Linked DNA regions of Homo sapiens: region 1 is linked to region 2. The links are chromatin loops, found by intact Hi-C in ENCODE. Cell type or tissue: GM12878. All regions are shown on one strand. Links, peaks and the distances in the headings refer to the core of each region. The heading gives the core; the rest is flanking DNA.

Region 1 (16,142 bases), core at 7,058-12,057, 110 kb after region 2:
AAATTAAACATTCTTGCACTTCATGATTTCAATATTTAATTATAACCTGTGTCAAGGCCTAATCTCTGACTGAGTCAGGCATGAAATTAATCAAAAAAAGAGGCAAAAGCTTAGCAATTCTTCTACACTGTAAAAATAATGTGGTTTCTTTAGTCACACAGTGATGTTCCTGATATTCCTATCCATTTTATGAGGAAGACTCTGATATGCAGTAAGTTAGTAGGTATATGATGACAGTGACCTGTTCAGAAAAAATCAGTAAGATGAAAGAATATTTATTAATTTTAGTAGGAAACAAAACCTCTTTTTTTAAAAAAAGATTAAATGATTAATTATTGACCTTATTGAAAGAGCTAATAGGATATAAAGTTAATGTATTAATATCTTGTGTGGAACAAAAATGAAATATATCCAATAGTATATTTGTTATAACTGTCATGTTTGTTCCCATTTATACTTTATATCAGTTTTTCAAAAACTGCTTGTATGAAAGGATTAACACATTTTTCCAAGGAAGGCGTGCTTACAAAAATAATAAAATACATTATTGCAAGTTTTATTCCTACAAGAATTTGCATAGATTATAGGATTATATTGATCAAAAGAGGAAAGTACCACATTAGAGAAGGGAAATAAATGTATCAAGGTTAGTTAGTAGAATTAGATAGCATTAAGCCAGTGATTTCACAGCAACATGTACAAGTTACCAAGTCATTGTGATGAAATAGGGAAGTTAAGGGAGATGATCACATTATTTTCCTCATCAGAAGAGCAAGGTAAACTGAAATACTATTAAAGTTTGACAACATGGAGCAGAAAACATAATTGAGCCTTGTTGGTTTAATTCTTCCCATGGTTAAATGAGTTGATTACTTATGCAATGAAAATGAAAAAGTCACAGGTAAATTAAATAAATAGTAAGCAGACCTGGAGGAATACGTATCTTCATTTGGTCTACCTTGAGGAAGTCTGGGATCAGTTTACAGAGTAGGCAGAGAAAATGAACATGAAGGGATGAACTTGTATCTAAACAGGTTGTTCTGACCCTGTGAGCTCTGGAGCACCTTGGATTTTGCAGTTCTAATGCTTGTCCCACTAGTTTTTGTTGTAGTATTCTGAAGCATTGGCTCTACTTGTAACACAAATAAATAAAAAATAATAATAAAGCTATATCAGTCCATTCTCACACTGCTATAAAAATACTACCTGAGACTGGGTAATTTATAAAGGAAAGAGGTTTAATCGACTCACTGTTACGCATGACTAGGGAGGTGTCAGGAAACTTACAATCATGGTGAAAGGCAAAGGAGAAGCAAGCACCTCCTTCACTAGGTGGCAGGAGAGAGAGAGCGCAGGGGAAACTGTCACTTTTAAACCATCAGATCTCGTGAGAACTCCCTCACTATCACAAGAACAGCATGGTGAAAACCACCCCCATGATCCAATCACCTCCCACCACGTCCTTCCCTTGACATGTGGGGATTACAATTCAAGATGAGATTTGGGTGGAGACACAGAGCCAAACCACATCAAAAGCCTAACATATATAACTAGACTAAAAATGAAATAAAGTTCTTCAAGGTTTGGAAAGAGATTAGAAGCACAAGCAGTGAATAAAGCTGACACCACAGGCCTGCTGAGTTAGAAGTGGGCAGTGGCAGCCTGGAAGTACATGGATTGGCAGTCCATATGAGATGAGGTCTTAAGCCAGGCTTTCTGTTGGCTGAGGTGAGGCTCTTCTGCATTTGAAAGGAGCTCAAGAAAACTGTTGCCATTATCTTCCTGGGGCTTCACCTTACGGAATGTCACACATACAGGGTTGAAAGAGGAGGGGCCATGGGGTGAAACATTCCTATATGCTCATGTCTAGAAAATGAACTCAGTTGTTTCATAGCTTGGTGGCTGGATCTGTTATAGTTACTGCTTCTTAACAAGGAAATAGTCACAAATTTCCACTGTAAACCCAATTGTGAACTGAGGATGAGGTGAAGAAAGACTAGGAGAAATTACAAAATTCCTACTCTGGATAGGGTGAAGAAAGATGGAGAGAGAAAGAGAAAGAGAAGGAGAAAGAGAGAGAGAGAGAGAGAGAAAATCAAACTAAATCCAACCAATTTTTTTCCATTCAAATCAACCAAAATAAAATTACAAAACAGACAAAGAAAGCTACACTAAAAAAGAATAAAACAAACACAGCTGGGTGTAGTGGTTCACACCTGTAATCCCAGCACTTTGGGAGGCCGAGGTGGGCGGATCACCTGAGGTCAGGAGTTCAAGACCAGCCTGGCCAACATGGTGAAACCCTATCTCTACTAAAAATACAAAAAACTAGCTGGGGGTGGTGGCAGGCGCCTGTAATCCCAGCTACTGGGGAGACTGAAACAGGAGAATTGCTTGAACCTGGGAGGTGGAGGTTGCAGTGAGCCGAGATCGTGTCATTGCACTCCAGCCTGGGCAACAAGAGTGAAACTCCATCAAAAAAAAAAAAAAAAAAAAAAATTGAAGCACAAATTCACTTCATATAAAGAGAATATAATGAAAAATCTCAAAGTCTTTTTAAGTTGATTATATAGGCAGTGGCCAAAGAAACAAAAGAAGGTTTAATACTATATAAACAGTAGTAGAAGTTAAGAAAGGGAAACAAATAGAAATGAAACAGAAACAGATACTTATGAGAAAAATAAATCTTGGAAATAAAAAATACAACTATTGAAATAAAAAGTAAATGAATAAGGTAAACTGTAGGCTGGATACAATCAAGGGGGAATTGATAAATTGAAATGCATTAATAATAAATTCATGACCAAACAAGACAGAGAGAAAAATAACATGAAATCTCACTTCAGAGCCATGGAGAATAGAAAAAAAAGGTTTGATAGGCAATTCAGAGGAAAAGAATGAAAAGACCAACAGTTACATCATATTTGAAGCTAAATAGATAAAAAAATTTCAGATATGAAAAAAACTGAAACCTGAGATCAAAATTTCACTTCACATGTTAATCAGAAGAAGAAACAGGAAAAAACAAAACACATCTATACCTAGATATGTTGTGGTTAAACAACATAATGCCAAAAATAAAGAGAAAAACTTTAAGATGATAAAAAAAAACAGATGATTTACAAAATATAACAGTTAAACTGACAGCAACAATGGCAAAAATAGGACCAGAAATAGCAAAATAGTATTTTCAAGATAGTTGTTAATTAGAATTTTATACCCAACTCAACTATTATTTAAAACTGAGGGATAAATAAAATTATTTTGTGTCTGTAAATACTTTACGTCCACACACATTCTCCAAATCAGCTGCTAAAAATATACTCATAGGAAAAACATTACATACAAAAAACAACAATGAAGTGGATCGTAGATCTGACGTAAAATGCAAAACTGTAACAGTCCTAGAAATAACACAGGAGAAAATCCAGGTGACCTTGAGCTTTGTGATAACTTTCTAGATACAACACTAAAGGCATGGTCCATAAAAGAAATAATTGACAAGTTGGACATCATTACAATGAGAAACTTCTCCTTGGAAAAAGACTCTGTCAAGGGAATGAGAAGGCAAGCCACAAACTAAGAGAAAATCTTAGTAAAAGACATATCTAATAAAGGACTGTTATGCAAAATGTGAAAAGAATTCTTAAAGTTCAACATTAAGAAAATGAACAAACCAATAAAAGATGAGCAAAAGGTCTGAAAAGAAACCTCACCAAACAGAAATATAGATGACAAATAAGTATATGAAAAGATGCTCCATGTCATATGTCACTAGGGAAATGCAAATTAAGCACACATATTAGAATGGCCAAAATCCGAAATGCTGTGAACACTCATGCTAGAATATGGAGCAACAGGAGCTCCCCTTCATTGCTGGTGGGAATGCAAAATGGTACAGCCAATTTGTAGTACATTTTGATAGTTTGTTATGAAACTAAACATACTCTTACCCTAGGATCCAGCAATCATACTTCTTTGGAATTTACCCAAATAAATTGAAAACTTATGTCTGTATGGGAACTTGGACACAGATGTTTCAAGAAGCCTTATCATAATTGCCAAAACTCACAAGCAATCAAGATGTCCTCCCAAAGGTGAATGAATAAATAAAGTGTTACATCCAGAAAATAGGGTATTATTCAGCACTAAAAAGAAAAGAGTTACCAAACCATGGAAAAAAAAAGAAGGAAACTTCAATGCATATTACGAAGGGATTGAAGCCAATCGGAACAGTTACATACAGTATAGTTCCAGTTATATGACATTCCACTAAAGGCAAAACTATGGAGGCACTAAAAAGGATTAGTTGTTTTCAGGGTTTAGAGGAAGGAAAGGATAAATAGAGCACTGAGAATTTTTGGAGCAGTGAAACTGTTCTGTATGATACGATAATGTCATACATTTGTCAAAACTATAGCATGTATAACACCAAGGGTAAATCCTAATGTAAACTGTGAATTTTGGGTGATAATGATGTGTCAATTTAGGTTCATAGATTGTAACAAATATACCATTTTGCTGTGGAAAGTTGATAATGGGGGAGGCTGCATGTGTGGGGGCAGAACGTACACATGAACTCTATACTTTCTGCTCAACTTTACTATGCACATAAAATTGCTCTAAAAAATAAAGTCTATTACAAAAGTATAAACATTGCAAAAATAGGTAACAAAATTTAATTAACTTGTGGCTATTAAAATAATCACCAATTTTTGCATTAAAAATGATAAAAATAAATACAAATGTACACTGCAAAAACAAACAGAAAGTGTTTATTGCACTGTTAATGCAAGCTAAATTTCTTGTTATGTTCAGGAAGAGGACTGAAATTCTGAAGAACATTAAGAAGTTTTAGGAAAATTCAGAGTTAAGCATGTTTTAGTACTTAAACATTTTTGTTTAAATTTTATAGATATCTGCCTGAATGTGATACATTTCTTCTAAATCTGTACAGGGAAAAAGTGAAAAACTCTATCAATACAACAGAAAAGAAGAAAAGCAAAAGCAAAGAAAAATAATGATTGCTAGAAAACACAAAATAAATTGTTAAAAAAGTGCCAAATATATGGTATCATACTATACATAAATGTATTGAACTTATGTAATATAATACAGAGAATATCATATTAAATATAGAGACTATAGAGACTTGTTTAGAACAAAGTGAGAGAAAAGGGAGAGGGAAGAAAAAAGATATATTAGTCAAATACAAACTAAAAGGAAGCAAATATAACAATGTTAATATTTGACAAAATGGAATTTAAGACAAAAAGCATTTGTAGGGACACTACATCATAATAAAGAATCCATCCATCAAAAATATAATACTCATAAACCTCTATGCTTTTAACTACATAGTGTTACAAAAGTTGTAAATAAAAACTATTAAAATCACAAAGTTAAAATTAACATACACATAATCATAAAAGCTTATGTCAAATGTAAAATAAGCATATGTCAAAACCATAGAATGTATAACACTAAGAGTAAATCCTAATGTAAACTGTGAATTTTAGGTGATAATGATGGGTCAATGTAGGTTAATAGACTGTAACAAATGTACCACTTTTCTGTGGAAAGTTAATAATGGGGGAGGCTGCATGTGTGGGGGCAGTAAGTACACAGGAACTCTCTACTCCCTTTCTATATGCAGAACGTAGAAGATATAGCTAACAAAATTACAAACTTTAACTAATATATATAATTAGAAATCTGTACTAAACAAATAAATACGTTTTTCATAAAGAAGATGTCAACATATTTCAAAGGATTGATAATAGACAGACTTATGTTCTTAAATTAGAAAATCAGAGTGAAAGATATTAAAAATTTAAAAAGATTCACATATGTTGGGGAGCTTAAAAAAACTCCCCAATAATTTATAATGTAACTAACTTGAGTAGTTGAGAAAACATCATCAAAAACATCAAAATAAAATATAAAATTATAAAAATCATGCTCACAAGAATATCACTGTATTGCCATATTCCTCAAATTAATCTGTCATTTGTAATAAAATCCAATTAGCATTTTTAATGGAACTTGAAAATCTGATCCTAAAATTCACATGGAAGAAAAAAAGTACAAAGTAATTTTGAAGAAAACAAAAAGGGCAATTACCTTTTGAGGTATCATGATATTATACCTCTACAATAATTAAAAGAGGGTAGTATTGGCTCATCGATATTAAAACAGACCAGTGTCTATAGACAGATCAGAAATAGACCTAGAATATATATCACGTATGAAGGAAGTGACATTATATATAATTGTTGGTAAATGAGTTATTCAATAAAATATGATCAGATTCACGTTGGAAAAAAAGAGATTTCCTACCTTGTACCACAAAGTAAGTTTCCTCTATTGAAAAATTTACTGTGAAATTCTCAAGAGAAAATAAACTATATTATTGAAATTGGAGTAAGAAACACATTTCTTGTAACAGGGACACAAAATCATAAACCATATAGAAAATTATTGATAAAATCTATTCATTGATAAGTAAAATTTCTATATAACAAAAGACATGAAAAGCAAAGTTAAAATTCAAAACTGGAAAAAAGATATTTGAAGATAAAACTGGGAGATGTGTGTGTGTGTGTGTGTGTGTGTGTGTGTGTTTGTGTTGTGTGTATCTGAAAAAATGAATATCCACAATATTTAAAATATTTACATAATATAAAACAAAAGACAACTGAATGAAAAACAAACAGAAGTTAACCATTCTAAAGGTTATTACAGAAACACAAATTTAAAACAACTGTGAAATATAATTTCATACCCAACAGGTAGAAAACAATAGAAAATCTGACAATATTGAATGTTGTTCAAGATGAGGACTGAACTCTGACCTTTTTCTTCTGGTCCAAATTCCTGTCGAAGGGGCTGGGGAGTCACTTTGTACAAACCATAAAATTTCATCAGATAAGTTTTATTTAACCCTATATAACATGGCTTACTTTCCAACCTGACTCTGATGTAATATCACGTGACAGATAAAGAAGGTAATCAAAATATTTCACCCCCAAATACGTTTTTTGTCTTCTTTTAAAATGTCCTGCAAAACTGTTCTTGTTGGGAAAAATTGGTTCTGTAAAGAATCTCTGCTAACATAACTAGATCTCTCCCGCTTCTAGGCCCTCCCAATTCTGAAGAGATTAACTGGGAGTCTAGCCCCTTTTAGAGGAAGAATAGGAAATATTTGCCATCTGTTGTCTCTAATGGCTGCCACTGATAAGGCTTCATGTACATAATAAGAACCCTGGTCTGCACAATCCCTTATCTTGACCCAGACACTCATTTCTATTGATTCCAGGCCTTTAGATAATAACTTTCAAATAACTGCCAATTAGAAAATCTTTGAATCCATGTATGAACCTATGACCTATAAACTCCCTATCCTTTTGAGTTGTTCCACCTTTCTGAACCAATGCATGCCCCACATATTTTATTTGATGTCTTATGACTCTCTTAAATGTATAAAACCTGCCTGTAGCCTGATCACCTTGGGCACATGTTCCCAGGATATCCTGGGTGCTGTGTTACAGGTCATAGTCCTCACATTTGACTCAGAATAAATCCCTTCAAATATTTTACATAGTTCAACTCTTTTCATCAACAAAGATAAGGAGAAATAAAAATTCTCAAACCATTTTGGAGAGTAATTTGGCAATAGCTAGTAAATGTGAAGACACACATATCCTCTGATCCTACATTTCTGTATCTTGTGCTAGATTGTTGTCATTACATTTATTTTAATAGTGAAAATGTGGCAATAACCTAAGTATGTTTAACAGCATTAATATGTGAACCCCAAAGTATCTGAGACAGGTCTTAATCGATTTAGAAAGTTTATTTCGCCAAAGTTAAGGATGCACCCGAGACCTAGCCTCAGGAGGTCCTGATGACATCTGCCCAAGGTGGTTAGGGTACAGCTTGCTTTTGTACATTTTAGGGAGATATAATATATTAATCAATACATGTACAATGTACATTGGTTCAACCTGGAAGGGTGGGACAACTAGAATTGGGAGGGGCTTCCAGGTCATAGGTAGATTTAAAATGGTTTTGATTGGTAATTTGTTGAAAGAGTTATCATCAAGATAGGAATGTCTGGGTTATAATAAAGAGTTGTGGAGACCAAGGTTTTATCATGCAGATGAAGCCTACAAGTAGAAGGCTTTAGAGAAAATACATTGTACATGTTCCTTATCAAATTTAAGGTCTGTGTTGATATTAATGCTGGAGGTTATAATGAGGCTCGTCTGATCCCTCTTCCATCATAGCCTGAATTATTTTATCAGGTTAACTCTGGAATGCCCTTGGAAGAGAGGAGGGGTCCATTCAGATGGTTGAAGGAGAGGGGAGGGCTTAGAATTTTATTTTCGGTTTACAATATATTGTGGCGATTCATATGTGAAATAATATATAATGGTTAAATTTGTAAGTTAGAGCTACATATATGAAGTTGTTGATAAAATATTGAAAAATGTTCAGCAAACATGAAAATATATTGTAGAATGATGCATGTAGTAAGGTACCATTAATAAAGCTTTAAAACATGCAATATTGTAGACTTCATGGATTCATCCTTGAATAAAATTACAATGTTCACATAATTGCAAAAACAAAGGGAAATAGGATTGAATTGAGGCACATAGAAGGATTCACGTGCAGCTGTAATGTTTTTTAAAAATATCTGAAGCAAATATGGCTAAATGTCAAGTTTTGGTAAACATAGGTGTGAATAAAGAGAGTTTATTATCTTATGTGCCATATATTTCACATTTGAATAAAGAAAAGAGATTATTTCTACTTTTTCAGATGTAGTTATTAGCCCATGTTCATGACTCTTCTTTAATGCTTGTAGGTTTTCCCCTCTTTCATTTCCAGATTAAGAATCTGACTTATATCTAAACCCAGTGTAAGACCTGAAGAAGCACATGTGGTAAACCTGTTTCAATGCAGAAAGCACGTAGGGCAAATGATAGCATAACTACTTATCACATAATGTTGGAAATTTATAGTGCCAAATCCTAGGACAAAGAGTTTATGAAAGGAAAGGAAAAAAGTGCATGAGAGAAAATAATAAAACAAAGGAGCCAACTCTTTATCAATGTAATAATAAAGGCACAGCCTTTCCACACATTTGCCGTTTCCCCTCAAAGGACACGTTGCTCAGATCATAATTTCATAAGCTGTTTCAGATATTCAAATTCACTTTCAAGAAGGCCTACATACACAGACGAGTTTTTGCAGTTGTTTTATTTGTAATTAACAGTAAACTCCAAAGTTGTAAGTTAGTCATAACATAGCTTCCTACATGGAGTTTCAGGTTTTGCCTATGTAAGTCAGAAATACCCAGATGAGAACACTAAGTTCTGTTATAGTCCAACTTACTGATTCATCTCTTTTCTTTGGTGATTTGCAAACTGGGATTATGAAACTTTTCTTTCTTTCTTTCTTTCTTTCTTTCTTTCTTTCTTTCTTTCTTTCTTTCTTTCCTTCTTTCTTTCTTTCTCTCTTTCTTTTTCTTTTGACAGGATGTCACTCTGGACTGCAGTGGCAGGAGCACAGCTCATTGCAGCTTTGACTTTCCTGGCTCAAGTAATCCTTCTGCCTCAGTATCCTGAGTAGCTGGGGCCACAGGCATGCACCACCATACCCAGCTAATTTTTATTTTTAGTATAGATGAGGTTTCACTATGTTGCTCAGGCTGGTCTTGAACTCTTGGGCTCAAGCCATCCTCCTGCCTCAACCTCCCAAAATGTTAGGATTATAGGTGTGAGCCACATTGCCTGGGCTCTCTGGCTTATTTTTAATCCAAACCAGTCATTTTATGATTCACAATTTGTGAGAAGGTGAAAATAATAACTTCAGATGCATATGTTAGGTCAGTGCTTCTCAAATTTTAGGCTGCAACCCATTAGTGGTTTGGGACAAATTAGTAGTTGTGAAAGAAATTAGTGGATTGCAACCAGAATTTCTAAAAATAAAAAAAAGAAAAGAAAAAAATAGAGAATATCCAAATGCATAGCACATTATAAGGATACATAATGGTATTATTCCAGATACATATATAGCTGAAATACAATGTAAAATATATTCCTTACTGTGGCCCACAATCAAATTTTAAAAGTCAATGTAGTGGGGGGATTAACTGGATCTAGTTGGGACATCAGACTCTCTTTCAAACTGATAAAATAAAGAGCATACCCTCAGATCAAAGAGTTGTTATTCTTTGAAAATACTAAAATTGTCATTGACTCATGAGAAATCTCAATAGGGAACTGGCGGAGATTTTTTATCTGTTAGAATTTCTACCTCCTCTCCTATTGCCAAAAAGAAACTGTCCTCAAATGGCTGTCCTAATTGCTGACAGTGTTATAATCTTTTTCAGAAGCTTAAATTGTTATTATTTTTTCCTTCTCAATTTTAGTATGTTGAATGGAGAAAAATTGGTCAAGTCAGTTATTTGTATAATATGAGGAAAAGAACACTCAAATGGGTTTTTAGTTTTTTTTATTAATTATTTTGATTTCTTGGACACCTCGTTTAAATGTTTACCATAACCACCAAAATAATAATCTAAAATATTCATAATAAATAACACTTTTGACTACTTATGTACCAAGAGCTTTATTATTTCCCATTCTAGCTAGATCGCTAAGTATCATTCCAGGAAGGCATTCAAAATATGATTCCCAGCCCTCTCCCTGTACCCTATGATCCAGATCCATGTCTGGTATGGGGCCCAAAAACTTATTATTTAGAAAGCATGCTAGGTGATTGTCATTCTCAGACAAGTTTGTGGGAAAACTACCTTGTATCTTTTTACCCTCACAAAAAAGCTCTTGGAAGTAGATTTTATTATCCTCATTTTACAGGTGAGGAAAACGGAACCTTGCATAGATTAGGCAATCTGCCTCAAGTTACCCAGAGAGAAAATGTTGAAGCAGGAATCTACATGCAAGAATCTCATAGAGACTCCAACTCTCACCACAGACTGCAACCAGGTAAGTAGTTTGGCCACGTTTGGGCAATTTGCACTGTTCAATGATTATGCAAGTCCCCTTTCCCAGTCTAACTTTCCTAAAACCCCAAGCCCTGCCCCCTGGACAAGAATGCTGTGTCCCCATCAGTCTCTCTTCCTTCTCTTTTCCTCAGCTCTTCTTGTGATGTAAGAGCTTGTTATGAAGCAGAGGATTCCATCTACTCCTTAAAAAGTAGGATGACCCCTTTAAAGTCCTCAAAATGGTGTTGCTGCAGGTAATCTTTTTGCAATCTGGAGGGTTGCCTGTAACTATGGTTTCAGAAATACATCATCTTTCAGAGAAAGCAACCTCCCTACAGTGCGGCTTTACAGCTGTGAACAGCAGCTATGCTTTGACTGTTAAACTTTCTTAGATATTATTGATAGCCAGTGCTTCTCAAGGCATTAATAAAACCTGGAGACAAGAAGGAAACACTGAGGGTAAGTGACCATCTTTGTTATCATTATTGAAGAATTGTTGCCATAAAACATACAACATGTGAAATGCAAGGTTTCAAATCTGTATAGTGTTTAGTATATTCACAATGTTGTGCAAACTTAACCTCTATCTAGTTCTAAAACATTTTCATCAACTCCACAGGAGACTCTCTGCTTATTAAGCAGTTGTTCCCTGTCCTCCCAGTCCCTGGCAATTCTAATGGGTTTGCCTATTCTGAATATTTCATATGAATGGAATCATATAATATGTGAACTTCTGTGTCTGGCTTCTTCACTTAGCATGTTTTCAAGTTTCATACACATCGTAGTATATTTCAGAACTTCATTCCTTCTAATGGCTGAATACTCTTTCATTGTGTGGTTAAGCTACAATTTGTTTAACCATACCCATTCATCTGTTGATGGAAATTTGGGTTGTTTCCAACTTTTGGCTATTGTGAATAGTGCTGCTGTGAACATTTGTGTGCAAATATTTGTTTGAATACCTGTTTTTAATTCTTTTGGATATATACTTAACAGTGGAATTGCTGGGTCAAATGGAAATTCTGTAATTAACTTCTTAAGGAATCACTAAACTGTTTTCTATAGCCACTGCTCCATTTTACATTCATACAAGCAGTGTATGAGGGGTTCCAATTTCTCCACATTTTTGCTAACATAACATTTGTCTTCCCTTCTTTTTTATTTTCTCTTTCTCCCTCCCTCTCTCTTTCCTTCCTTTCTCTCTCCCTCCCTCTCTCCCTCCTGATTCCAGCTTTTCTAGTGGGTTTGAAAGAGTATCTCATTGTGCTTTGGTTCACATTTCCCTAATGGCTAATAATGTACATGTTTTCATGTACTTGTTGGCCATTTGTATATATTTTCTTTGAAGAAATGTTACTTCAAGTCTGCAGTGTAACTCTTGGATCCTCTTTTCACACTGAGGCCTCTCTTGCCTTGTCTTCCCCACATGCAGTAAAGATGGTGATGATGATAGCTGCCAAAAGCCAGGCACAAGGCTAAATACTTTAGATGCATTATCTCGTTTAATTCTTTCGTGTTTATCTCCATTTTAAAGATAAGGAAACTGAGGCACAGAGAGGTTAAGTTGAACGTGGGTCATTAAAAATCAAGAGGTGGAGACTGATTTCAAAGCCTGTTCTTTCTGATTTGAAAAGTTCCATGCTCTTAACCTCTGCCTAAGGGGTCTGTAGACTAACTTGTATTGCATACATGGACCAGAAAATTGTGTTTTTACTGTATACCATCTTATACATTTTTAATAATAAGTTTAAGTGGCTGAGAAGGATGTAATTTTCTACATATTATAAATATTATAATTTAAAAATGTAACTGTTAGATTATGCTTTTAAATGTTTCCAAGGGAATCTAAATGCCATGGTGATATGTTACCCAGAACCATTAATTTAAAAAAACTCATGAACAATCCCTTCTTTTTTTTGCTCAAAATTGTACATTTATTATACTACTACCCTAGAATATTATCATAATATAACATTTTTCATGCTTGAAAGTCTTTTATTGATCATCCTCTCATACTTTCTGTATCAAAAATGTGAATATAAATTAAAATTGAACTTTAAATAATTTATTTCAACTATAAAGCTCTGAGGGTTAAACATTCCTTTTGATTGAGTTGTTATTATATTATTAGTAATAGTCAATTGATAAAATAAAAAAATTACAGAGTTTGATAAATTATCACTAACTCTAACAAGTAGATTTGTATTGGAAATGTACCTTTTTAGTAGAATGGATGGAGTGTTATGCTACCTTGATTAAAGGGACTCTATGCATAACAATTTTTCAACTTGTCCCTTGCTTGACAGCCTAGATCATTATTGCAATAGAGAAATGCAACATAGCAAATTTGTGATAGGTAAAAGGAATGCCTTTCTTTTTTTTTTTTTTTTGATAACTTGGAGGAGTTAATTTTTTAAAAGTTAGTAGGAAAGGAAATGTTGCTAGTGTGCAGCCTTCACCACACACAGAAATGTTCTTAAACAGGTCAAGTTTAGAATAGATTACATCGAGAAATAATGGATCTGGACATTGATTCTCTTAGGAGGATTCATACCTCTGACTCTTTGGAGGAGCCTTCTGTATTCCCAGGGTTTTGCATACCCCAGTTGGAAGATCACTACCTTGTACTATTCTAGTAAGTGAGTGGCCAAGACTCTAGCCCCTTCCCACCAGTGTACTCCATAAAAAAAAAATGGCCACTTAAAAGTATGCCTACAGCCTGCTAAGTATTTTGCGTATGTGATATTGTTTAATTATTGGAACAACTCTGCAAGGTAGGATTATGCTCACTATACAGAAAAAGTAATTTGTTTGGATCACAGAAATTATAAGCGGTTGAGCAAAATTTTGAATTTATTCTGTTTCTTCTCTTTTCCTCCCTTCTTTATTGGGCTTGTATCAATTAGAAGCAATGCAACTCAGTCCGGGCGCGGTGGCTCACGCCTATAATCCCAGCACTTTGGGAGGCCGAGGCGGGCGGATCATGAGGTCAGCAGATCCAGACCATCCTGGCTAACACGGTGAAACCCCGTCTCTACTAAAAATACAAAAAAAATGAGCCGGGTGTGGCGGTGGGCTCTTCTAGTCCCAGCTACTCCGGAGGCTGAGGCAGGAGAATGGCGTGACTCTGGAAGGCGGAGCTTGCAGTGAGCCAAGATCGCGCCACTGCACTCCAGCCTGGGCGACAGAGTGAGACTCTGTCTCAAAAAAAAAAAAAAAAAAAAAAAAAAAAGAAGCAATGCAATTCAATCCAATTAATTCTTCTCTGAATTTGTCTTCCTTTTCCAAACTTTTACAATATTATTACTTTGCATTTTTTTTAACTCTAAGGATAACAAAGAGCTCAACTTACACCTATTTATAATTAGTAGACTATGAGGAGGACAATTTTTTGAGTAGAGAAGATTTCTCATATCCACCTTTTACCTCCTTGAACAATAGCAGAACAAGGGTGGACAAAGTTGCACCCAGTTTTAAGAGTTCAGAACTGGGAACCCCGAGCTCAGATCTTTCTGTTGTAAGGTTGTTACTCAGATTTTACAGAGAGGAGATAGTTGTCTATGGTTAGGGCTATAGCATAGTTTCATTTCTCACACTATCAAGAAATCCGATTTTAAAAAATATAAGACTATATAATTTATTCATGGGTTATAAGGTAATGTTAGGTTTAGCCATTATTCTATAAATAGAGCAATAAAAGCACAGACCAACACCTTTCACTTACCCTGCAAGTAAGTTCATGGCCAGATTTATCTGGTGTACTGAGCAGAAAGCCATTTTCTATCACATAATGAAAATATTTGGAAAACCACTAGAGCAATGAGAGTTATAGAACTCCTAAAACTGTAATTGTCTTATTCCATTATTAGAGTGGAAAGTATTTGGAAATGTTTTAGTTTCCAAGTAAATGGCATAGTATCATTATCATTTTCAGATTACTAATTGATTGTCCTACCTCTTTTCTTTGAAGAGTAGGGCATGATGACAAAAAAAAAAAGGTTAAAACAAGAGGAAAGTCAAACATAAAAAGAAGTTTTTAAGGGAATATTTTGCTTTCAGTATTAGTATTTTTTTAGGTTACATGATCATAAATGAAACGTGTTTAAATTACATAGAATGACAAAATCTTTATAGTAGAAAGATACTTGAATGTTTCCCTTCAAAAAAATCTTAGATGATTTTTTTAAAAGAAACAAGCAGAGAATGAGCCCCTCTGCCTGGTAAAAACAAAACCCAAATTGAAAAAACTTTAGAGGAAACTTTCGAGTTTTTTAAAGGTTCATTTTTTCAGACATTTCTGGCATTTCTTCCTTCTCTCTTCTGTTTTTTGCCTCTTAGGTAATTTCACTGCTTGTTAGAAGCTTTATTACAAAGCAGATAGACTTAAAACAATGAGAATATGAAACCAACTGTCCTACTATTCAGCATATTCTAGGAACAGGATCAAGGGAAAGGTAGAGAATGAGGTCAATGGGTTTGAGTAGATTTTCATATCTGAATTATCTGGATGCTGTTTTTCCAGATAATACAAATTTAATTATGGCTCACTAAATATTCAACAATAAGTATGGAAAAGCTCAGGAAAAAGATTGAGGCATATTCATGAGGCAAGAAAACTCAGTTGAACACACAAAAAGAGAATAAAAATAGCTCAGCATTAGCTTTTATTCAGGAAAAATCCACTTCGTAGATTGAAAGAAGGATAAACATTGGCAGACAAATTGGTCCATCTTAGGAGCAGTTTTACAAGATAAATGAATGCTTGTTTCTTTTAATCCAAGAACTATGGTGCAACCTGACAAATCCTAGGCACAGTGTATCAAACAGCCACAACAGGTTCCTTGGAGAGCTCACAAATGACATTTCTTCACATGCAACTTGATAAGTATAATTCCCAATTTCCAACTTTTCCTGTATTGCTTCATATCTAATCTAATTCTTTTTTCAAGAATTGTTCTATGCCTCTTAATATATTGTTGGGAATTTGCTTTTAGGCTCTTGGGTAACAGGGGGAAAATGAATTGCAATCTAGTGGAATCTTGACAATATAACCATTACATTGTGCATGCCACAGCCAACAAGGAAAGTAAAGATGAAGAGAGCAGCATTTGATTCTGGTAAATTG
Region 2 (16,142 bases), core at 6,938-11,937:
TAAGCTTCCTTTGCTTTAACAAGGTTTCAACAACTGGGTGGTAATTCCTACTGTGGTCTCATTAGTATCTGTTTCAGAACTGGAATAATTTTCTCTAATTTTTAATCTCTATGTGTAGTTTTGCATTCTGGTATATTTTATTGCATTCTTTTATTGTAATTAGACATCGGGCTAAAGGCTAGACATTTTCTCCTCCATAATTTTTGGGCCCTTGAATCTTTGTCAAGTTATCATTGAGAATGCAGTCACAGGAAGACACTTTTGTCCTTATCCTTCCATCTTGAAATTCTATTTATAAGTCACTTGTCTCTCCATGCAGTTCTGCTGACCAAGTTATATTTGATTTAATTGCCCTTCTTACATTGAAATTAGCTGCAACTCTCCCACATTCTCACTCACCTTTCAACTCCTCAAGGCTCTATTCTTGTAGTATGATTATGTAGTTGTTCAAATGAAATGAATAAGAAATAAATCAGGTCATTTAGGTTGCATCTACACAAATAAACACTGAGGTGGGGATTAAACCACAGGAGCAGGTTTTGAGTCATGGATTTCAATTTGAAAATGGATACCATCTCTTTCCTCAGGGATCCCAATGGGAGAGGCAAAAATCACATAATTTCTACACTTGATCTCAGCCAAAAGGATGAGAAGCAATTAAAATTGCATAATTTCGGAGTGTTTTTCATGGCATCAGATTCAGACCTACCTGCCCTGTTTTGGCATCCTTGATCTTTTCAGTGTTTTTAGGTGATGACTCTTTAGGTAGTGGGGTGAAATCTTCAGATTGAAGAGTACTCCTAAACTTGGAATGCTTAGAACTGACCTACAAGTCATCTCCATCATCACAAATGTACTGTTGTCAGCAGTGGACTGATTTTTAATTTTTTTTTTTGTTAATACATAATTACTTTGTTATCTGCCAGCCTACCCTCAGAGGAGAAATCTTGCCTCAACTTAAAGAAACCATTTAGCTAACATAACTCTGATATTAACAGAGTCCCCAAATTAGGAAAGGAGAGTCCTGGGGAGGAGTTTCTCTGGCCATCTGGGTGTGCTTCTTCTTGGCACCCAGGTTCAGAGTCTCTGATGCCAGCTGTGTCCATGTCCCATTGGATTCCCTGGAACCAAGGGGTCTGCCCAAAGGAGGGGACTAAACCATATGTTTAACCCTCCTCTGTCCCCCAAACACCTTGAATTACACTAAAGAAGTTCTGAGAATAATAAATTTATAAACACACTAAAGTGGAGTGTTGAGCCCAACTGGGAAGTGGAATGGAAACAGCAGCTAACCCAAAATGTGTTTCTGAAAAGGGTCATAATGATGGATAAACCAGAATGGAGAGAGCCATAGAGAGACAAGGGCAGAAGAAGCAAAAGCCATTTTTTATAGCAGAGTTTCCTAAAGTTGTCAGATAAGAAGGACAGGATGGGGAAAAGGGGAAGAAACCAAGAGAATGGACTCAAGACTGAATTACAGAATGTCTACGAAGGCACTCAATGCCCACACTCATCTCTAAGCCTCCTTCTACCACAGCACTGTTGGCCTCCAGGATGCAGGTAGAAAGACACCCTCCACTATACTGATCTCATAACTTTAAAAAAACTTCAGCCTTGCTCCCAGATATATCTTTATTTTTCCAAATTAATATTTGTATGCTATACTAATGCATTATCTATATTATAAAGCATAAAATAGAAATTCAAGATGAGAAAAATTCCAAATAGAAAGTCTAATACAGGCCTCTCTCAATTAGCATTAGAATCCGTTTCTGAAAAATTACATGTTCCACATGAAAATACTAATCATGAGCATATTCTCCTTATTTAACTGAGAATAATTATAACGTGTCAACTCAAAATTCCTAACCAGTTTCCTAAAAGTAACTATAACACAGTAAACCAACTTTAGATAAGTAATAAACTCTTATGTTAAGATGTAAAATGCTAAAAATATCCCTTTTTGATCTTGAAAAAATGTGATCACTAACCAATAGTTGTTTTGAGCATAGTAACCTGTACTCTGAGCTCCAGCAACATGATGTGTGTGTGTGTGTGTGTGTGTGTGTGTGTGCCTGTGTATCTCCTTAGATCTTTACCTATCCTCATGGAATAATAATCTTCCTTGGAATGTAGAAATATGTAACCAGTCAAATAATTGTAACATATACACTGGTCTCCTATGGAAAATGTTGCAATCCTGCTAAAATTTCTTAGTCTCTGCCTATATAAGTGGAACCTTCACTTCTCCACTTAAGAACGCTGACCACATAGGTTTAGTGTCAGTGTCTCCCACGTGGCTATCCTTAAGCTTTGTGGGGAAATAAACTCTATACTTCTTCATATTTTTCTGAACCTTGTTATTTAAGGTTGACATTAGTCACGGGCAGGAAGGAGGAGACCCTTGCACCCTCAGGCAGCATCTGCCATTTCTCACCCCAGAACTGGCAGTCACTTCTCTCTTTTGTGGAAGAGCATGAGTCAGATACAGAAGCCCTGTGACGTACTAGATTGGTCACTCACTCCCTCATTCAAGTGCATAAAGGCAAAATCATGCCTTAGCATTTATTGGTAGCATAAAAGAGAAAGATAGAGATGAACAAGCAGAAATGAATAGACACTGAAAAACATAACTTAGGGAAATGTAGTGCTTTTTTAAAAAAATAATTACTGTTGTGGTAGAGATTAAAAATATATATAGCGGCCGGGTGCGGTGGCTCATGCCTGTAATCCCAGCACTTTGGGAGGCCGAGGTGGGCGGATCATGAGGTCAGGAGATAGAGACCATCCTGGCCAACACAGTGAAACCCCGTCTCTACTAAAAATACAAAAAATTAGCAGGGCGTGGTGGCAGGTGCCTGTAGTCCCAGCTACTTGGGAGGCTGAGGCAGAAGAATGGTGTGAACCCTGCAGACGGAGCTTGCAGTGAGCCTAGATCACGCCACTGCACTCCAGCCTGGGCGACAAAGCGAGACTCCATCTCAAAAAAAAAAATATATATATATATATATAAATATGATATATATTATATTTTGTATATAGCATCCATATACAAAGAACAGACTGGTAAGAAAAAGGATCAATCAGAGAATAAGAAAGAGTTGATGAGCATTTAAAACACAATTGCAAAAGCAAATCAGCCAAAAGGTGAAACCAAAAAGTTGAGCAAGTCACACAGAGCAGCACAAGATAGTGAGACAGAGAAAGAGATGTAAAATATAAAAGAAGATTCAAGGGCATAGAAGGCAATCCAAGAAATAATAGATAAAATATTTTATGTTTGTGTATAATTACTTTTATATTAAAATAATATAATACAAAACCACTCACCAGATCAAAGAATAGTTTAGAACTGTGTTTTTGTTTGTTTGGATGGTTTGGGTTTTTTTTTAAACAAGGAATAAAAGAAAGTTTTCCTTTGCTTTGAATTGTAAATCTCCCAGGATAGAAGCCTGAGGATCTCTCTGATTTATATTAAAATGTCAAAAGAGGAATCAGGAAAGAAAACAGCATTCTACTTTTTCCATTGATTCTGTGCCTGCTCTTAACCTTCAAATTAGTAAGAAATATTTCAACTGATTTCTCGGAAAGTCATTCCCTCTGTAATAGGAGGAAGGAAGAGAGCTGTTGAGGACAAACCCAGCAACCTGTGCAGGAATTTCATTTGCTGTTAAGAAACAAGGATTTATCGGTGTAGGTCAAAGCCTGAGGCATTTCATGGTAGATATATTTAATCAGAAATGTTCTCACTAATGTTCCAGGTGCCCATTTAACTCTATGCATGGTCACCTTACCATCTCAGTCTCAAACCACTATTATCCAGAAAGGATGATTTAGGTACCTGTATGGGAAAAAAAAATTCTGAGGGTCTGAAAGGAGTATTTTACAAAATACCATGGGTCATGGAGTTAGTGCCAGGAGCAGGGTGAGATGGAAAAATTCAGGAAGTCAAGCTGGAGAGAGAGCTGGGGAAGTCAACTCTTTCAGAGTTAGGCCCAAGTGGGCTATGCTTTTCCTTGGTCTCATTCAGGAAAAGACAAATGTCGCTGGAGGTCATATCATTTCTGGGACAGGCCTAGATGTGTAAATTGGCCTGAGACCCTTCAGAGTTGTTTGTGTGGTCACTGTAAACCATGGGGAGCGCCCATGGTTAAATATCATGGCATTTGTTAAATATTAGATTTCAGAAGTTGTGCCACACAGGAGGTCTTTAGTTCTCCAGTTCTCACAATCCCCCAGGAAGCAAAGTATATAATGTTCATTAACACAACTCCTTCACATTTGTCTTTTGATAAAATTTGAATAAACAGTTGTTAAGAAAGTCTCTTATCACCTATGGATCAATTGTTGTATGATTTGTATTGACGCCCTAGGCTTTAGTGTATAAATACAAATTACAATAAATTAATAAGTAGCATCACTTTTCCACATAAGGGTGTCCTAGATTATGTTGCCTCAGATTACTAGTATTTTATGCTTTGCCTTACATTAATAATTATTATGAGTTTTTAACCACCATAAATGTATCTGGCTGGGTATTACAATGATAATATTTATTATTTTAAATGAAAAAATCATAGTTGAAATAGCTTTTGGTTTTAAGCCAACAAACCTAAAACATTATTCTAACCCTGTAGTATAATTACATGATTATTAATCAATATGATACTATACAGAAAATAATGGCAATGTTAGAACACGTCCTGAGTATGTAAAGATGAAAAACATGCAGAATAGTATGAGATAGGCTGAGTTGAGAAAAAAAAATTGTTATTCTAAACACTGTTTAATTAAAAGAAATTTATAGCAGATTAGCTTTGCCATTACTTTCAGTAATTTTCAAAAACACAACAAAACTACATTATTGCTTGGTGGTTTCTATTATCTTACCTTCATATGTATTAATTTGTTAATTACACTTTACATAAATCAGTGGAAAACAGCTTAATTTATCTAACGATGACAGAATTTCTAAGCCTAATAAGAATCACTCTAGGTTTATTTAATTCTCTGTGGTCTGAAAAGTAATGTCACCAATAGACTAATACAGGGAATATATTCTTTATTTAACTACACAGTGTCCAAGAAAGAAATTTTCTTTCTCTAGAAAGACGTTTTCTGATACATAACCTCTAATTCTTAGTCACTGCAAAGAATGACATTTATATGGGAGAAAAATATCTAAAGTGGATATTTTTCTTGTATCTAAATTAAGATGTGCCAATGTCATATTTAAACTTGCTTAATAATTATCAAGTGCATATTTTTATCACAAGAAAATTTTATATCATCTAAAAAATATATTTATATTGCATCTACATGAACAAATGATTTCTGGGGATAATTTTCACCTGAGGTGAAAGTCTAGATTCATTCTGAAGCCTGTGGGTGTTGTCGTGAGTCAAATAGTGTTACCCCAAAATACGTGTCCACCCACAACCTCAGAATGTGACCTTACCAGGAAATACAGTCTTTGCCGATATAATTAGATAAGTTACCATGAAGTCATGCTAGTTTGGTTGAGCCCTAAATCCAATGACTGGAGTCCTAATATTGAAAAATAAATGAAGATTGAGTGTTTATCTTTTCTACTAAAATGTAAGCTTCCCAATAACAGATAAGAAGCCTGAGTCATCTCTGATCTGTTGTGGATATTTGGTTTGGGTTGGTTATTCTTCTTGATCTCTGTTTTTTATTTTGTTTTGTTTTTCACTACATAACACCCATTTCCTCTTTTTCCAATTAAGCATTCCTCTTTCTTTTTGAGGAATTACCAATATCCCAAAAGGTAAAGTCTTGGAGGGAACATCACTAAAGTTTTCTTATCTCTACTCTCCAAGGAGTGGGCATGAGATCTAAGTGAAGCTAGTTGGATTTAAAAGGATTCGGGACACTGTACCCCAAAATAAGGTACCTTGGGATTTGAGAAAACAACTGAAACAGGAAGGTTCTCTCACATTCCCTTCCCTTTTCTTCACTGAAGCAGGTCGTAAAACCTAGGAAAGTCCAGCTCTTCTCCCTTGAAGCAGGTCATAAAACCCTAATTCAAAAGGTGTCTTTCCTTTATGTACCTGGAGGAAAGGAACATATTTACCTTTGAATATACAAGGACACAGCGAAGAGTCTGAACAAACGGGCCTTGCTAAGTTTTTCCCAGTTATTACCATTAGATCATACCTGCTTTGTCAATTCATACTTCTCCATGACTATCCACTTCTTCATCAAACCTATCATTAAAGGCCGGGTGCGGTGGCTCATGCCTGTAATCCCAGCACTTTGGGAGGCTGAGGCAGGTGGATCACTTGAGGTCAGGAGCTTGAGACTAGCCTGATCGACATGGTGAAACCCCATCTCTACTAAAAATACAAAAATTAACTGGGCATGGTGGCATGCGCCTGTAATCCTAGCTACTTGGGAGGCTGAGGCAGGAGAATTGCTTGAACCCAGGAGGCAGAGGTTGCAGTGAGCAAAGATCGTGCCACTTCATTTGAGACTCTGTCTCAAAAAAAAAAAAAAAAGCCTATTGTTAAAAATATACAGGTTTACTTGTTTCTTTCTTTCTTTACTTCTCTCTTTTTAGAGATAGGGTCTCACTCTGTTGCCCAGGCTAGAGTGCAGTGGTGTAATCATAGCTCACTGCAGCCTTGAACTACTGGGCTCAAGCGATCCTCCGCCTCAGCTTCCTGAGTAGCTAGAACTACAGGCATGCACCACCATGCCTGGCTGATTTTTAAATTTTTGTGTCACTATATTGCCCAGGCTGGTCTTGAACTCCAGGCCTCAAGCAATCCCTCACCTCAGCCTCCCAACACCTGTTTCTTTGGGACTTAATTGCCAAAGTTTCCTGTGTCGCATAAAACTTATATTAAATAAATGTGTATGCTTTTCTCTTCTTTTTTTTCATGAGTCTCAGCCATGAACCTAAGACAGGAAGGAAAGATTTTTCTTTTCCTCTACAGATTCTGTATCTCAAAACTGAACCTTCAGCAGAATGACTTAAGTACAGGAAAAAGAGGTTAGAGGCAATTCATATAAATATTGGTGCCCTGAGTTTTTACTGTCTGAATGTTCAGAGATTTCCTAATTTCTTCCCTTTCCAAATCTCCTTTTTTAACTGACATTTCATTATTGTGTAAGCTACCTCAGAGACTTCACATAAATTCATTCTTGCACCCAAATAATAGCTGACATCTCCAAAAAAATCTAGCAAAAAATTTGCTCTGTGTAGAGTAGTTGCTCAATGGCGGTCGGTATTCAACGAATCTGCTCTGATTAGTTTGAACATAAAGGAGTGTGGAGAACTCACAGAATCTTTGGGAGGGTTGGAGAAACATGCCAAAATTCTTGCATCAGGTGATGCAGAGCTGGCCTCGTAAGGAAGCTGCCACCACTGTGGTCAAATGGTAAATATCAGAAACTTATCTTCATTGCAGTTTCTACTCTCTCAGCCCCAGTGCAACTTCTGGTTGATTGCTTCAACCTGGCCACTCCTAGACAGCCTCTGCTGCTACTGCTCTCCAAGTCTTGCCCACCACGAATAGCAAAATAGAAGCTCCAGGTCTCCGGCAGCACCCACTTTACCTGTTTGTGTTCTCACAGCAAATGAAGCTGGGAATTTTGAAGATTAATCTCATACTGAAAAGGGGCAGAAGTTTCTCATATCATGGAAATTACCCTAACATCTAGGAAAGCTACTTTAAAAATGATGTGCTAAAAGGGGGGTCACCTTGCATATAACTGATGTTCACCACAGTAAATTTTAATAAGTGGATTAATAAAGAAAAATAAAAAACAATGAGTGTGGTAAAGAGAGTAATGCCCCTACTTATTTATCCCACCTGGTATCCACTTTCCTTTCCGTGTAACTTCCTAGCTTCTCTCACTACAAGGCAGATCATATGTTCATCTCATAGATTTGGGATGTAGCTGTGTGCTATCGTTTGAACGATGAGTACCCCCTCACACCCACAAAAATTTTCATATGAAACTTAATCCCCAATGCAACAGTATTCAGAGGTGTGTCCTCTGGGAGATGATCAAGTCATGAGGGATCCTCTCTCACAAATGGGATTAGCACTTTTATAAAAGTTCCTGAGGTTGAAGGAAATTCCCCCCTACTCTTCTGTCCCTTCTGTCATGTGAGGGCACAGCTCTCCTTTTCTCTGGAGGATACAGCAACAAGGTGCTATCTTGGAAGTAGAGACAGGGCCCTCACCAGACACCAAACCTTCTGGTGCCTTGATCTTGGACTTACCAGTCTCCAGAACTGTGAAAAATAAATTTTTGTTGTTTATAAATTACCTGATCTGTGGTATTTTGTTACAGTAGCACAAACAAACTAAGGCCCCATGTGACTTGCTTTGTCAAGAAGTGTTAGTAGATGTGACCCAGGCAGAGGCATGAGAAGCACAGGTGTGACTGGGCATGAGCTCTGGCACCTTTGCCATCACCATGAGAGCAGACAAGAGCAATCCAAGAGGAGGAGGAGGAGGGATGCACAGGCAGTCCAGTCAAGACTGCAATGCCGTCCAGGTGAGCTTGCCCGGATCAGTCATCTTTCAGCTGACCCCTGTGCACACTGAATAAATATTTGTGACTGTATGACACTGAGGGAGATTGGTGTTTTTACTGTTTAAAAATTATTACACAGCAATAGCTAAGAGACACAGGGAAGAAAAAGATAAAAATTCTCACTCAGTACCCTCAAAATTTGCTACCAAGGCAGACTGAAAGAGTGAAGTACAGGGTAAGCAACGGCTCGTATGTTGCCTGGAAGGCAACGTCCAGGGGCTCCTTTTTAAATTGAGAGCCAATTCTTGATGCCATTCATGCTTCACAGATGATGCACCTCTCTTTAAAAAAAAAATAGATGAAAACATTCTGTAGGGAGATATTCAAAACGTGACTTATTATATTCTACTTCCTCTTTTTAATTATTTTTTGGCTTGGCCACCATCCTATGTTTAATCATACCACAAAACAGAGAGACTCATGGATATATGATTAAAAACCAGGAAAAGAATAATTCAATTCTACCTTATTGTTCAATAAAACATGGTGACTTAATTCTAGTATTTTTAAACTAATGTTATGACTCACTGAGCTGTGACAGATTATGTCATCTGACAATGTACAAGGACATTGTTTCTCCAACATAATTTTATCAAGTGGTATTAGACTAGGGTCTAATTAGGAAGATTTTGAAGTTTTAAATCTAGTCATTAGCACCAGTCTCCATTTTGTTTGTAGGAGATCCTTTTCTTCTGCCCACTGGACCATGTCCAAGTATAAAAGATGACTAGCCATGGCCTTTAGGCTATATTCCTTCTCCATCATCTTTTAACTTCACTTGGAATTAGAAAATAACCATTTACAGGTCTCAAAGTCACTTGTGACTGCTCATCAATGTTAAAAGGCTGATCACTGATTGTGACACAGCCTTTACAGAAAGAAAATCTTTCTATCCCCTCTTTGATCTTTTGAGATTTAATTAAGTTCAGGTACAAAGTGTGGTAGTGTCTGTAGAAGCCTTCTTAATTACTTATCAATCAATATTTCTACAAGAGCCTTATCAGACTTTATAGAAGATATAGAAAATGAATAGTTAGATCAGAACATAAGGAGAATTAAATTGCCAATGAAGCAAGAACATTTGATATGTCAAAGGTCAATTTATGACTAGGAGGCAACTTGAAAGCACAGATCACTAGTCCTGAGGGTTCAGAGAAGGGAGGAAGCATGGAGAATTTGGGTGACCTGAGACTTCCTGGAAGGGTAGAACTAGCACTGGACCTTGAAGGTTGGGTGGGATTTAAGAAGGTAAGGAGTGGGCAAAATACAAGGTAGTGGAGAAACGATTATGCTTACTTCACAAAAAAACTGATGACAACTTGAAAAGCTTTAAGAAACTTATTTGGATTAAGACCAGTTGCATTGGTAATTCAATACAATCTATACTTAACAGAATTTCAAATGTTTATTATTCCAGTCTTTTAATACTATCCTTATTGGTTTGCTAGGGTTTCCAAAACAAAATATTACCACAGATTAGATGGCTTAAACAATAAACATTTATTTTCTGACAGTTCTGTAGGCTGGAATTCCAAGTTTAAAGTGCTGGCAAGGTAGATTTCCTCTGAAGCCCTTCTCCATTGCTTGCAAATGAATCTCCCCTTGTTACCTCTTCACATGGTTGTGCCTCTGTGCATGAGTGCCCCTGGTATCTTCCATGTGTCCAAGTTTCCTCTTCTATTTTAAAAAATTATACATAATATTTATGTATTTATGGGGGTACATGTGATATTTCATTGCATGCATAGAAAGTGTGATGATCAAGTCAAGATATTTGGGGTATCCATCACCTTGAATATTTGTCATTTCTATGTGTTGGGAATATTTCAAGTTCTCTCTTCTAGCTACTTTGAAATACACAGTATGTTATTGCTAATTATAATCACCCTAGTCAGCTATCAAATATCAGAATCTATACCTTCTATCTACTGTATGTTTGTGCCCATTGACTGCACTCTCTTCACCCCCTACTCCCCTGATACCTTCCCAGCCGATTGTATCAGTCATTCTACTCTCCCCCTCCATGAGATCAACATTTTTTTAGCTCCCCTTTATGAGTGAGAACATGTAAAATTTGTCTTTCTGTGTCTGCCTTATTTCATTTAATATAATTACTTCTAGTTCCATCATGTTTATGCCAATGACAGGATTTATTTATTTTTGGCTAATTATTATTTTGTAGTGTGTATATACCACATTTTCTTTATCCATTTGTCTGTTGATAGACACTTAGGTTGATTCCATATCTTTGCTATTGTGAAAGAGGGCTGCAATAAACATGTGAATGCAGATATCCCTTTGACGTACTGATTGCTTATTCCTTAGGATAAATATCAAGTAGTAGGATTGCTGGATTGTATAGCACTTGTATTTTTAATTTTGAGAAATTTCCATACTGTTTTCTATAGTGACTGTACTAATTTACATTCCCACCAGCGATGTATAAGTGTTCCCTTTTCTATGCATTCTTGCCAGCATGTTATTTTTTGCCTTTTTAATAATAGCCATTCTAACTAGGGTAAGATGATAGCTCATTGGGGGTTTTGATTTGCATTTCCCTGATGATTAGTGATGTTGAGCATTTTTTTCATGTACCTGTTGTCCATTTATATGTCTTCTTTTGAGAACCGTCTATTCATGTCCTTTGCCCACCTTTTTTTTTCTTTTGAGATAAGATCTCACTCTGTCACTGGAGCTGGAGTGCAGTGGTACAATCGTAGCTCACTGTACCCTTGAACTTAAGCTAATACTCCTGCCTCAGTCTCTCAAAGTACTGGGATGACAGGCGTGAGCCACCGTGCGCCATCTTTTGACAGTTTTTAAAGGGATTCTTATTATTTTTAATTGAGTTGTTTGAATTCCTTATATATTTTGGATATTAGTCCTTTGTCAAATGCATAGTTTGCAAATATTTTCTCCCATTCAACAGCTTCTCTCTTCACTCTGTTGCTTTCTTTGCTGTATAAAAGCCTTTTAGTTTAATATAGTCCTATTTGTCTACTTTTGCTTTTGTTGCCTGTGCTTTTGCATTCTCTTAGCCACAGCATCTTTGCCTAGGCCACCATCCTGAAATGTTTCCGTCTAGTTTTTTTTTGTTGTTGTTTTTTTGTTTTTTTGAGACAGAGTCTCGCTCTATCACTCAGGCTGGAGTGCAGTAGCGCAATCTTGGCTCACTGCCTCCCTGTTCAAGCGATTCTCCTGCCTCAGCCTCCCGAGTAGCTGGGACTACAGGCGTGTGCCACCATGCCCGGCTAATTTTTTGTATTTTTAGAAGAGATGGGGTTTCACCGTGTTAGCTGGGATGGTTTCAATCTCCTGACCATGTGATCCGCCTGCCTCGGTGTCCCAAAGTGCTGGGATTATAGGCGTGAACCAACACGCCCGGCCCTTCTAGTAGTTTTATAGTTTCCTGTCTTGTGTTTAATTCTTTAATCCATCTTGAGTTGATTTTGGTATATGGTGAGAGATAGGGTGTCTGGTTTTATTATTCTGCATATGGTGATCCAATCTTCCCAGCACCATTTAGCGAAGACAGTGTCTTTCCCCCAGTGTATGTTCTTGTTGGCTTTGTCTAAGATCAGTTGACTGTATATGCGTGGCTTTATTTCTGGGTTCTCTATACTGTTCCATTGGTCTATATGTCTATCTTTATACAAATACTATGCTGTTTTGGCTACTATAGTCTAATATGAAGTCAGATAGTGTGATGCCTCCAGGTTTGTTCTTTTGATTAGAATTGTTTTGTCTATTTGGGCTCTTTTTGGTTCCATATGAATTTTAGGATTTCTTTTCTGATTCTGTGAAAATGATGTTGGTATTTTGATAAGAATTGCATTGAATCTGTAGATTGCTTTGGGCAGTTTGGTTATTTTAATGACATTAATTTTTCTGATCTATGAGTATGAAATGTCTTTCCATTTATTTGTGTCCTCTTCAATTTCTTTCATGAGCGTTTTGTAGTTTTCCTTGTAGAGATTTTTCACCTCCTCTGTTAAATTTATTATTAAGCAATTTTTTTGTAGCTATTGCAAATGGGATTGCCTTCTTGATTTCTTTCTCAGATAGTTCATTCTTGCTGTATAGAAATGCTACTGATTTTTATATGTTTAATTTGTTTCCTGACACTTAACTGAATTTTTTAAAATCAAATCAAAGAGAGTTGTGGTGGAGTCTTTAGGTTTTCCTAGATATAAGATGATATCATCAGCAAAGAGGAACAATTTGATTTCCTCTTTTCCAATTTGGATGCCTTTTATTTCTTATCTTGCTTGATCGCTCTGGCTGAGACTTCTAGTACTATGTTGAATAGGAGTGGTAAAAGTGGGCTTCTTTGTCTGTTCCAGTTCTTAGAGGAAAGGCTTCCAGCTTTCCCCTACTGAGTGTAATGTTAGGTGTAGATTTTTCATATGTGACTTTTTTTGTTTTGTTTTTTTTTTTTTTTTGGTGGAGGGAAGGGGTTTTGCCACTATATTTATTTATTTATATATTTTTAAAATTTATTTTATTATATTTTTTGAGACAGGGTCTCACTCTCTCAGTCAGGCTGGAGTGCAATGGCACAATCTTGGCTCACTGAAACCTCTGCCTCCTGGGCTCAAATGATGCTCCCATCTCAGCCTCTTGAGTAGCTGGGACTCGAGGCACACACCACCATGACAGGCTATTTTTTTTTTTTTTTTTTGCATTTTTGGTAGAGACAGTGTTTCACCATGTTGTCCAGGCTGGTCTTGAACTCCTGAGCTCAAGCAATCTGCCCACCTTTGCCTCCCAAAGTGCTGGGTTTACAAGCATGAGCCACCACACTCAGCCATTTATTTTTATTTAAAAAAAAAAAACACCTTTTATTTTAAGTTCAGGTTTGTTATATAGGTAAACTTGTGTTACAAGGGTGTGGTGTACAGATTATTTCATCACCCAGGTACTAAGCCTAGTACCCAATAGTTATTTTTTTCTGCTCCTCTTCCTTCTCCCAGACACCACCCTCTGGTAGGCCCCAGTGTCTGTTCATTCTTTGTGTCCCTGTGTTCTCATCATTTAGCTCCCATCATAAGTGAGAACATGTGGTGTTTGGTTTTCTGTTCCTGCATTAGTTTGCTAAGGATAATGGCCTCTAGCTCCCATCCATGTTCCTGCAAAGAACATGATTTCGTTCTTTTTTAATGGTTGCATAGTATTCCATGGTATATATGTACCCCATTTTCTTTTCTTTTTTTTTTTTTTCCTTTTCTTAGAAGGAGTCTTGTTCTGTCACCCAGGCTGGATGCAGTGGTGCAGTCTCAGCTCACTGCAACCTCTGCCTCCCAGGTTCAAGCGATTCTACTGCCTCAGCCTCCCAAGTAGCTGGGACTGCAGGTGTCCGCCACCATGCCTGGCTAATTTTTGTATTTTTAGTAGAGACAGGGTTTCTCTATATTGGCAGGCTTATCTCGAACTGCTGACCCCGTAAGCCACCTACCTTGGCCTCCCAAAATGTTGGGATTACAGGCGTGAGCCACCGCATGCAGCCCATTTTCTTTATAAAGTCTTCCTCTGATGGTCATTTAGTTTGATCCCATGTCTTTGCTATTGTGAGTAGTGCTGCAATGATCATACACATGCATGTATCTCTATAATAGGACAATTTATATTCCTTTGGGTATACCCAGTAATGGGATTGCTGGATTGAATGGTAGTTAGGATTTTAGCTCTTTGAGGCATTGACACACTGCTTTCCACAATCATTGAACTAATTTACACTCCCACCAACAATGTGTAAACATTCCTTTTTCTCTGCAACCTCACCACCAACTGGTTTTTTTTTTTTTTTGACTTTTTTATCATAGCCATTCTGACTGGTATGCTCTTTAGTTTTATTCAATTTTGCTCTGAGAAGATATTTGATATAATTTTATCTTTAATAATTTTTTGAAATTTGTTTGGTGTATCAACAAATGGTCTGTCCTGGAGAATGTTCCATGTGCTAATGAGAAGAATGAATATTTTGTAGCTATTGGATGAAATGTTCTGTAAATGTCTGTTATGTCATTTGGTCTAATGTGTAATTTAGATCTAATGTTTCTTTGTTAATTTTCTGTCTAGATACTCTGTGTAATGCAGAGTGGGATGTTGAAATCCTCTGCTATTATTGTATTGGAGTGCATTTCTCCCTTTAGATCTCATAATATTTGCTTCATGTATCTGGGTGCTCCAGTTGGGTGCCTATATGTTTAGAATATACTCTTGCTGAATTGATCCCTTTATCACTATATAATGAGCTTCTTTATCTCTTGTTATTTTTTTTGACTTAAAGTCTGTTTTATTTGACATAAGTATAGTTACTCCTGCTCTCTTTTCATTTCCATTTGCATGGAATATTTTTTTTTCATCCCTTTACTATTAGTTTATATATGTCCTTATAAGTAAGATTAGTTCTGGTAGGCTGTATATAGTTGGGTCAGGTTTTTTTTTTTTTTTTTTTTTAACCATTCAGCCAGTCTATGTCTTTTAAGTGGAAAGTTTAATTTGTTTATATTCAAGTTATTATTGAGATGTGAAGGCTTATTCCTGTCATTTTATTAATTGATTTCTACCTGTTTTAATCTTTCTTTCTTTCTCTCTCTCTCTCTTTCCCCACTCCTTCTTCCTTTCTCTCTCTCTCCCTCCCTCCTTCTTCCTTCCTCTTTTTTTTTTGTTAGGCAGGGTCAGCCTGGAGTGCAGTGGTGTGATTTCATCTCACTGTAGTCTCAACCTCCCAGGCCCAAGTAATCTTTCTAACTCAGCCTCTTAAGTAACTGGGACCACAGGCATGTACCACCACCATGCCCAACTAATTTTTGTATTTTTTTGGAAAGATGGAGGTTTGTCACATTGCCAAGGCTGATCTTAAACTCCTGAGCTCAAGTGATCCACCCACCTTAGCCTCTTGAACTGCTGAGATTACAGGCTTAAGCTACCATGCCTGGTCTCTTCCTTTCTTTCTTTCTTTTTATCATCGTGGTTTGGTGATTTTATGCAGTAGTAACATTTGCATCTTTTCTCTTCCTTGTTTATGTGTTTGCTCAACCAGGGGGTTTTTTTTTTTAATATTTATGTGTTTTCATGATGTTAAATATGTTCTTTCAGTTCTTTCATTTTCAGGTGTAGGACTCCCTTAAGCATTTCTTGTAGGGCTGCTCTAGTGGTGATAAATCCTCTCAGCTTTCATTTATCTGGGAAAGCATTTATGTCATTTTCATTTATCAAGGTTAGTGTGGCTAGGTATAGTATTCTTGGCTGACAGGCTTTATTTTTATTTTCTTTTAGCACTTTGAATATATTATCCCATTCTCTCCTGGCCTCTAAGGTTCCTGCTGAGAAACTCACTATTAATATGTTGGGGCAGATACTTTTCTCTTGCTATTTTTAGAATTCTCTCTGGTTTTGACTTTTGACAGTTTGATTATAATGTGCCCTGGAGAAGATCTTTTTTTTTTTTTTTTTACTGTATGTATTTAGGGATATCTGAGCCTCCTATATCTGGATGTCTAAATCTCTTCTTAGACGTGGGAAGTGTGCATCTGTTATTTTGTCAAATAGGTTTTCCAACACTATTG

The links. A loop is a pair of places that touch in the nucleus more often than their neighbours do. Peaks named below come from ENCODE experiments on the same cell type or tissue, not always from the same donor. Only the 100,000 strongest peaks of a DNase experiment are listed, where the experiment ranks them.
Region 1: it touches region 2 in a loop (4-fold over the local background); 1 of 110 quality-filtered maps calls a loop at or near these places.

Annotation. Positions count from the first base shown.
Region 1 is chr7:114,824,158-114,840,299 of GRCh38, forward strand. No RefSeq gene overlaps it. Among named protein-coding and RNA genes, the nearest start is that of MDFIC, 90 kb to the right of the region's middle. RefSeq lists enhancers at 1-250, 1,129-1,968. In GM12878, for the core only: no CTCF peak of the experiment used is centred there; DNase peaks (open chromatin) are centred at 8,964 and 9,254; H3K4me3 peaks cover 370 bases; H3K27ac peaks cover 2,025 bases.
Region 2 is chr7:114,713,638-114,729,779 of GRCh38, forward strand. No RefSeq gene overlaps it. Among named protein-coding and RNA genes, the nearest start is that of MIR3666, 68 kb to the left of the region's middle. In GM12878, for the core only: no CTCF peak of the experiment used is centred there; no DNase peak of the experiment used is centred there.